2 separate regions of the Homo sapiens genome follow, and region 2 is linked to region 1. Evidence: read pairs that join two places in POLR2A ChIA-PET (ENCODE). Cell type or tissue: OCI-LY7. All regions are shown on one strand. Each heading gives the region's core, and the rest is flanking DNA. Links, peaks and the distances in the headings are about the cores only. Region 1 has its middle 11 kb from the start of CD84. Region 2 overlaps CASQ1 (calsequestrin 1).

Evidence for each region. ChIA-PET counts read pairs that join two places held together with the same protein. Peaks named below come from ENCODE experiments on the same cell type or tissue, not always from the same donor. Only the 100,000 strongest peaks of a DNase experiment are listed, where the experiment ranks them.
Region 2: POLR2A ChIA-PET joins it to region 1 with 5 read pairs; 2 of 35 experiments call an interaction of 5 or more read pairs at or near these places.

The regions. Positions count from the first base shown.
Region 1 is chr1:160,588,295-160,592,692 of GRCh38, reverse strand. No RefSeq gene overlaps it. Among named protein-coding and RNA genes, the nearest start is that of CD84, 11 kb to the right of the region's middle. In OCI-LY7, for the core only: no CTCF peak of the experiment used is centred there; a DNase peak (open chromatin) is centred at 2,006.
Region 2 is chr1:160,197,339-160,201,736 of GRCh38, reverse strand. CASQ1 (calsequestrin 1) reads right to left here. Exons shown (of 11, transcript NM_001231.5): 7 at 4,123-4,168; 8 at 3,006-3,060; 9 at 2,684-2,784; 10 at 1,812-1,886; 11 at 1-492. The coding sequence ends at 361. Among named protein-coding and RNA genes, the nearest start is that of PEA15, 5.8 kb to the left of the region's middle. In OCI-LY7, for the core only: no CTCF peak of the experiment used is centred there; no DNase peak of the experiment used is centred there.

The sequences.
Region 1 (4,398 bases), core at 115-4,114:
GATTAAGACTTAAATGTAAAACCTGAAACTCTAAAACTAATAGAAGAAAACATAGAGAAAATGCTCCTTAATATTGGCCTGGGCAGTGATATCTTAGAAATGATACCAAAAGAATAGGCAACAAAAGCAAAAATGAATAAATGGGATTGCATCAAACTAAAAAGCTTCTGCACAGCAAAGGAAACAATTAACAGAGTGAAGAGACAAACCACAGATAGGGAGAATATATTGGTAACATACATTGGATAAGGGGTTAATAATCCAAAATATATATAAGGAACTCAAACTACTCAATAACAAGAAACAAATAAGCCTACTAAAAATGAGCAAATGACTTGAGTAGACATTTATTTAAAAAAGACATACAAATGGTCAACAGATACATGAAAAACCACATAACATCTCTCATCATAAGAGAAATGCAAGTTAAAAACAAAATGAGCAATCACCTCATACCTGTTAGATTGGCTATTACCAAAGAGATGAAAGATAAGTGTTGGCAAGGATGTAGAAAAAGGGAATACTTATACACTGTTGGTGGTATTGTAAATTTTTTCTCCAGCCATTTTAGAAGACAGTATAAAGGTTCCTCAAAAAAACTAAATAGAAAATTAACACATGATTCAGCAATCTCACTACTGGGCACATACTCAAAGGAACTGAAATCAGTATATCAAAGAGATGTCTGCATTCCCATATCCATTGCAGCACTGATCACAATATCCAAGATATGGAAACAACTTACGTGTCCATCAGTGCACAAACAGATTTTTAAAATGTGCTACATATACACAATAGAATACTATTCCACCCCCCAAAAAACAAACAAAACCAAAAGAACAGAAAATTCTGTCATGAACCTAGAGGACATTATGTTAAGTGATATAAGCCAGGTGCAGAGGGATAAATACCATATGATCTCGCTTGTATGTGGAATCTAAAAAAGGTGAACTCATAGAAGTAGAGAGTAGAATAGTGGTTATCAGAGTCTGGGGATTGTGGGGGTTGATGGGGAAAAGGAAGACGTTGGTCAATGGGAACAAAGTTTTAGTTAGCAGTAACAAATTCTGGTGCTCTATTGCACAGCACAGTGACTATAATAATAATATATTGTCCCTGGCTAACACGGTGAAACCCCGTCTCTACTAAAAATACAAAAAACTAGCCGGGCGTGGTGGCGGGAGCAGGTAGTTCCAGCTACTCAGGAGGCTGAGGCAGGAGAATGTCGTGAACCTGGAAGGCGGAGCTTGCAGTGAGTTGAGATTGTGTCACTGTACTCCAGCCTGGGCAACAGAGCAAGACTCCATCTCAAAAATAATAATAATAATAATAATAATAATATATTGTTTATCTCAAAATAGCTAAAACAGGATTTCAAATGTTCTCACCACAAAGAAATGATAAATATTTGAGGTGACGGATATGCTAATTAGCCTAAATTCATAACTCCATATTGTATATATGTATTAAAACACCACATTGTACTTTATAATATATATAATTATTATTTGTCAATTTAAAATAAAATAAAACTTTAAAAAAATAGATAAAAGAGACCCCAGAAAGCTAGCTCTTCTCCTCTACCATGTGAGGACACAGAGAGAAGGTGTCTTCTATGAGAACATAGGCTTGCACTAGGCACTGAATCTGCCAACCCCTATCTTGGACTTCCCAACCTCTAGAACTGTGAGAAGTAAATGTTTGTTGTTTACAAGCCACTCGGTTTATAGTATTTTGTTATAGCAGCCCAAACAGACTAAAATACAGAATATCTTCCGTTTAGCAGAATTTACTCGGAGCTTACCAAGTACCCCAGCACTTACAGAGAAATTAGTTTCTCAATTTAAAATATTGAGTCTATAAAGAAGAGCCATTTAAGGCACCAATACATTTGTCCAGCAAAGTTATCTCTCCCCAAGCCCTGGCTATAGGCTGCACCACTGCCTCTGCAACTGTGACCTTGGCTCCAGCCACCATGCTTCCTCACACACCAGGCACCAGCTACTTAGTCTGCAGGAGGGTGAAGGGCTCTGCAAGGCAAGTGGAAAATCTAGCTCACCACAGAATGGTGGCTGCCATTAAATAACCACAAAACGCAAATTTGAAGAAGCTTACAGGTAATTTTATAAGATAATTAAAGTAATAAGATCAAAGTTAGTTAAAAAGTACATTTTTAGAAAAATAATCCAGTGACTTTGTATGAGAGACAGATACGGCTAAAAAACTGCAACTGTGTGCCTATGTACCAGGAATAATTATTCTAATTATGTTGTTGTTGATGTGCAGATGACCAATAATATAAATATAGTTTAATATATAAGTAGTAATAAATAAAATTTTGATCTTACCTCAATAAACATAAATATATTTTATGTTTATTTTTAGAAATAATTTTATTTATGAAAATGTCTTTAATAAAACTATTTTACCAGTTTACCAATTTAATAAAAATATATTTTTCACCCAATATATTAATATTTCAAAAAATCAAATAACAATTAGTCTAGTGCTTCTTTATCCCAAACATCTCCTTGTTTGGATAATAAATTATATCTTTACTCTAGGCCAGGCACAGTGGCTCACTCCTGTAATCCCAGCACTTTGGGAGGCCAAGGCAGGTGGATACCTGAGGTCAGGAGTTTGAGACCAGCCGGCCAACATGGTGAAACCCTGTCTCTACTAAAAATACAAAAATTAGCTAGGTGTGGTGGCGGGTGCCTGTAGTCCCAGCTACTGAGGAGGCTGAGGCAGGAGAATCACATGAACATGGGAGGTGGAGGTTGCAGTGAGCCAAGATCACACCATTGCACTCCATCCTGGGTGACTGAGCATGACTCTGTCTCAAAAAAAAGAAAAAAAATTATATTTACTCTAGAAAGAGGAGAATAAAGAACTGACCAATAGAGTTCTATAGAGATCACTGATAAACTTGATAGAAGGAGCCTTAGTGGACTCAGGAGCTGTATTGGAGAAGGCTAAAAATAAAATAAAGTGAAGTAAGGAAGTGGAGAGATGACAATATATTTATTTTTTAATATGTTTTGCTTTTAATAAGAGCAAAGAAAATGAGACAGTGTATAGTGGAAGAAGCGAGGTCAGGAGATATTATTTTTGCAACTAGGTTATAAAGTATATATCTATGTGTGTTTGTGTTGTTGCCCAGTAATGAGGCAGCAATTGATGATGCAGGATGGAGGTAAAGGGATAGAGTCCAACTAACCAGAAGATTGACTTTTCATTCAAAGCCACAGTTGCAACCTTCTGGTAGACACGTTAGTTTTTCTCTTCCTTATTCTGCTTAATTCCCATATTATTAGATCTTTATTTGTCTTTTTTGTAAGCATAAATAGTAACATAAATAGAATAACAAAAATAGTATAATTCTGGTACATAGTTGTATTAGTTTTTCAGCTATATCTCTCTATACAAGATTACTGGAATTATTAAGAATGTCTTTTTAAACTAACATGAGTCTTATTAATTTGGTTATCTTCTTTTCAAATCAGTTTTGAAAAAATAGGAATGAAAAAGAGGAAGCAAGAGAAGGAAGAAGGAAGGGAAAAATGTTTTTATTTAAAAGCAGAACCTTTCTCTATGCTTTGAAGATATGGATTAGATGCTAATAATTGTCTCTGAGCAAATAACCTAAGAAATGTGTGTGCGCATATGTGTTTGTGTGTGTGTGTGTGTGTGTGTGTGTGTGTGTGTGTAGGGGACTTGCTGTTCTTTTCATTGTTTTCCCTAAGTAATTGGAGAAAATGCCAGTAAGCCTTAGCTGACATTTCATGGTCTTTCTGACCAACAGTTAAATCCAAGCTTCTTTGTTTTACATTACCCCAAAATAGATTTCCTTATGCTGATACAGAGAAAGTAATTAGGTCCTTCAATTCAGCTTGCATGTTGAGAATACCAAAATTGTCACAAAATTTAGCCCTTCCCGTCCTGATATTTATCATGTTAGGTTACTCACATGCTGCTGCTGATCGTGTTTTTGAGTCAACTAGAAAAGCACAATCCATTAGATAAATAACCTCTAAGTTCATGACCCCATACACTAGGTAGTTGAGAAAACTGCATAAGAATGAAAACATTTTGGCTGGGCGCAGTGGCTCATGCCTGTAATCCCAACACTTTAGGAGGCCGAGGTGGGCAGATCACCTGAGATCAGGAGTTCAGGACTAGCCTGGCCAACACGGCGAAACCCCATCTCTACTAACAATGCAAAAATTAGCCGGATGTGGTGGTGCACATCTGTAATCCCAGCTACTCAGGAAGCTGAGGCAGGAGAATCGCCTGAATCAGGAGGCAGAGGTTCCAGTGAGCCGAGATCATGCCAGTGCACTCCAGCCTGAACAACAGAGCGAGACCGTGTTTGTTTTTGGACATTCAAGATTCAAC
Region 2 (4,398 bases), core at 249-4,248, 390 kb after region 1:
GGGGGAAAGCTGTGCATAGATGGAGGGAACAGAACAGAGATGGGGCCCATATATATGGCTAGAGGAGAATCACAAGAAAGAGTATGGAGAGTGATGGAAGAGACACATAATAGATACAAGTAAGTTATGGGATAAGAAACAGAAGTCAGATAAGAGAGAGCTGGCCTGGTGTCTAGGGAAAAGTAGCTCATTTGCTCATCAAATGAGGGGGATCAGTGTCTCAGCACCCAGCATATAGACCCCAGTTAGCTCTATGGCAGAGAATAACCTAGTCTCCCTGGAGGAACTCAGGGAAGGACAAGGGAAGGCAGGAGAGAGCATGAAAAGACCAGTGGGGCTGAAAGATGGTTGCCATAGCAACTAGTCATCATCATCATCGTCATCGTCCTCTGTGTTGATCTCGCCCTCCAGGACATCCTCCAGCCAGTCCTCCAGCTCCTCAGCAGAAGGCAGGTCCTCCTCATCGTCCATTTCCATCCATACGCTATCCGCCTAGGAGATGGCACAGGCAGGGACGGAAGCTAAGTCCAACCCGGGTCTTAGGATCTGTCTTCCCACTCACTGGACTCTGTACATCCTTCCCTACATTCTCAGTCCCTTCCTTTCATCTGCCAAAGGCCAGGGAAACTGTCCAGGTGAAGGTATGGGTTATGGGTTAGAATAGTGACAGGTGAGAGTGGGAAGAAAAGTTGGATTGGCAAATAGACCTTCTCCCTTCAATCTGTCTCCCGTGCTCTTGCCACACTGAACTTCCCTATTATGCCTTTGGTGCAAAACCACTGGTAGCTCTTCATGGCTTATAAGAATAAAGTTAGCAACTCTTCGGCATTCAGGACATTTCTTTCTTTCTTTCTTTTCTAAAAGAGACATGGTCTCACTCTATTGCCCGGGCTGAAGCGCAGAGGGGCAGTCATGGCTCACTGCAGCCTTGAACACCTGGCCTCAAGTGATTCTCCCACCTTGGCCTCCCAAAATGCTGGGATTACAGGCCTGAGCCACTACCCTGGCCCCAGGGCTTTTCATAACCTGCTTTTCTAGTACCATTCTCAGTGATCTCTAGACTCTCAACCATAAAAATCCACCTGCCTTTTCCGGGAACCTGATATTCATTTTCCTGTTTTTAACTTTTGATCTTGCTTTTTCCTCAGTTTGGAAATGACTTCCCTGAATCATCACTTGTTGAAATCGTATACATTGTAGAATCTCCATTTTGAATATCACTTTTTCTTAAACTTTTCTCTGATTCTGTCAAGCAGAAATCAATGTGATCCTGTGTCTTATTTGTATCGTTATTATAAAGTTTATCAGATCTGGCCTTGTAGTTAATGGAACACTTGCCTCTCTAATTAGTCTGAGAATTCTATGAAAGCAGAGACTGTGGCTCATTCAGTTCAACTTAGCAGTTTTGAAGCACCTACTGTGTGTGCATAAGAAGACTTCTGCCCTGAACAAGCTCAAAAATCTACTGGAAGAGACACACATAATACATAAATAGCCATTTAAATGTCATGTTCTCAATGGCTATTGAGCCCTGGGAGTGCCAGGGAGGGAATGATTTTAAATGGGAGATCTGGAAAGACTTCACAGAGGAGAAAGAATTTGAACTGGGCCTTGAAGGATGAGCCACTGATTCCAACATGTGGGACAGGGCCACATTCAGATCCTAAGTCTCCCCCTCCATCCAGCCACTAGACTGGGCATGTCTGCGTCCTGTGAGAAGGGCCCAACTCCTAGTTAGCAGAGAGGAGGAGAGCTAGCTATGCTAGGAAGTAGAGTCGGGGGTCAACCCGGGATGAGGACAGGAAACTCACATCAGTAACATTGACGACTCCTATTTGTGGGGCTGACAAGTCGATGTCAAACGTCTTCTCCCAGTATGGGACCAGCTGTAGAGAGATCAAAATACAGCAACTTAATAGATACTAGGGAGCACATGAATCCAGGAGGATGAGTGTGAGGGTCAGCCCAGGGATGGAGAGGGGACAGTGCGAACTGGCAGTGGATGGGGACAGGTCCACCTGTGAGGGCATCAAGGCAAGGGTAGAACTAAACAACAAAAGAGGAGAAATCCTAAAGGGAGAGAATCGGGAGGGTCAGCTGGGTGCACTGGCCCCTCTTTTCTGAGGAAAACTGGATAGGAAACCCTGTTCTGATCCTGGATCAGATCCTTGTGTTCAAGGTCAAGTCACTTCTCTCTGGCCCTCAGATCTTACATTTCTAAAATAAGGCAAGTATACCTGGTAAGTGCCAATGTTTCTCACGTTTCTCTTTGTTCTTTCAGTTACTCATTCAACAGCGAGTGCTAGGTGTTGGGAATGTAGCTGAGAACAAAATCATCTCCTGAAACAGGGAATCTCTGTGCTATGATTCTATGATTGAGTGTGTATACCCATGTGCAGGACTATTGTGCCTCACAACATTGGTTTTCTTTAGGAGTCAGCCCTAGCACCTGAGCTACCCATCCAGCCTCTGCTCTGGGAATGTGTGTGATGTCCGTCCTGTTTCCCCTTGCTCAGGATGCCCTCCATGCCAACAGTGCCCTTAAGCATGCAACACGCATACCCTCCCAGGGCCCCCCAGCTAGGAGGTGGGGATGGGACCTCTGAAACAAAGCCCTCACTAAGAAGATGTCACAGTCCAAGGCCCCACCTTAAGATAGCAGTGCCTGAGCTGTGCCTCTTACCAGGGGGAAGTCATCAGGGTCAATCCAGATGATGCTAAGATCTGGGTTTTCAGTGTTATCTTGGGCCACAGCCTTGAGAGTCTCTAAGAACTCGAAACCATCTTGGAGGGAACACAAGTACAAGGTATGAGGTGTGTAGAGAGGAAAGGGACCCAGGTGAAACAGGAGTGCAGAGCTACCTCCCTGCTCCCCAAGCTTCACATGTCTAGCCCTAGGCTGTTTGCAAACTCCCAGGAAAGCCTCCTAGTGAGGCCCATGCTCCAATAAACACACCCACCTCCCCCTGCCTTCCCTCCAGTCCAACCCGGTATTCCTCCCTCACCAGGATCAGCTTCCTCTGCGAAGGCCACAATGTGGATTCCATCCATATCATCCTCCTGTCAGGGGGTAAGAAGGAGAACAGGGTTTTGGAGAAGACCTTACTATACTCCCTGAAGTTGAGGAGCCCAGAACAGATCCTAGATGTTCATTGAACCTCAATTTTGTGGAAATCCAGCTTCAGGACCAGATATATTCTTTCGTTTTTTGGGGTTTGTTTTTTTTTGTTTTTGAGACAGAGTTTCACTCTGTCCCCCAGGGTAGAGTGCAATGGCGCGATCTCGGCTCACTGCAACCTCCGCCTCCCGGGTTCAAGCGATTCTCCTGCCTCAGCCTCCTGAGTAGCTGGGATTACAGCCATGCGCCACCACACCTGGCTAATTTTGTATTTTTAGTACAACATTGTTTCACCTTGTTGATCGGGCTGGTCTCAAACTCCTGACCTCAGATGATCTGCCTGCCTCAGCCTCCCAAAGTGCTGGGATTACAGGCGTGAGCCACTGCGCCTGGCCATATATATTCTTGTGATGGTGACCTTTTTCCAAGTGACACTCCTTTCAGCTCCAAGGCCCCACACTTCCTCTGATAATCCCTTTATCCCCAGGCTTGAGGCTCTTCCCTTGTCATCTTCAATTATGTCTGTCTCCCATTTCCTCACACATTCTTCAGTGTAGAAATCTTTCAGTTGCTGCTAGTGCACTGTTTTTTCTTTTTTCTTTTTTTTTGAGACGGAGTCTCACTCTGTCCCCCAGGCTGGTGTGCAGTGGCGGATCACTGCAAGCTCCGCCTCCTGGGTTCAAGCCATTCTCCTGCCTCAGCCTCCCAAGTAGCTGGGACTACAGGCGCCCGCCACCACACCCTGCTATTTTTTTTGTATTTTCAGTAGAGATGGGGTTTCACTGTGTTAGCCAGGATGGTCTCGATCTCCTGACCTCGTGATCCACCCACCTTGGCCTCCCAAAGTGCTGGGATTACAGGCATGAGCCACCACACCCAGCTGGTCAGTGCACTGTTTTTTCTAAAAATGGGCCTGAGGAGCAGTAGGGTGGGGTTTTTCTAGGACTTGAGTCTTCTGGCACCCATGCTTCCCTGAGGGCTTGACCCTGGCCAGGGGCACTCACCCAGGTCTCATACATACTCTCCGGCTTCAGTTTCCTCAGGGTTGATCTAGAAGAGACAGACAGAGTGTCATTACTCAGTGGGTTAGAAGGATGCCCCCTCCAGAGGGTCCTGTAGCAAAGGCTGCCTCTAGGTCAGGCCCAGGGCACAGACAGCTTGTAGCCTACAACAAAGCCATCTGGCAAGGCCTCAACTCTGGGCACCAGGCCCGGCTCATTGCATGGTTAAAGCGGTGGGAGAGGGGAGGGTGGGCAAAGGGACTGGAAGAGAGACTGGGG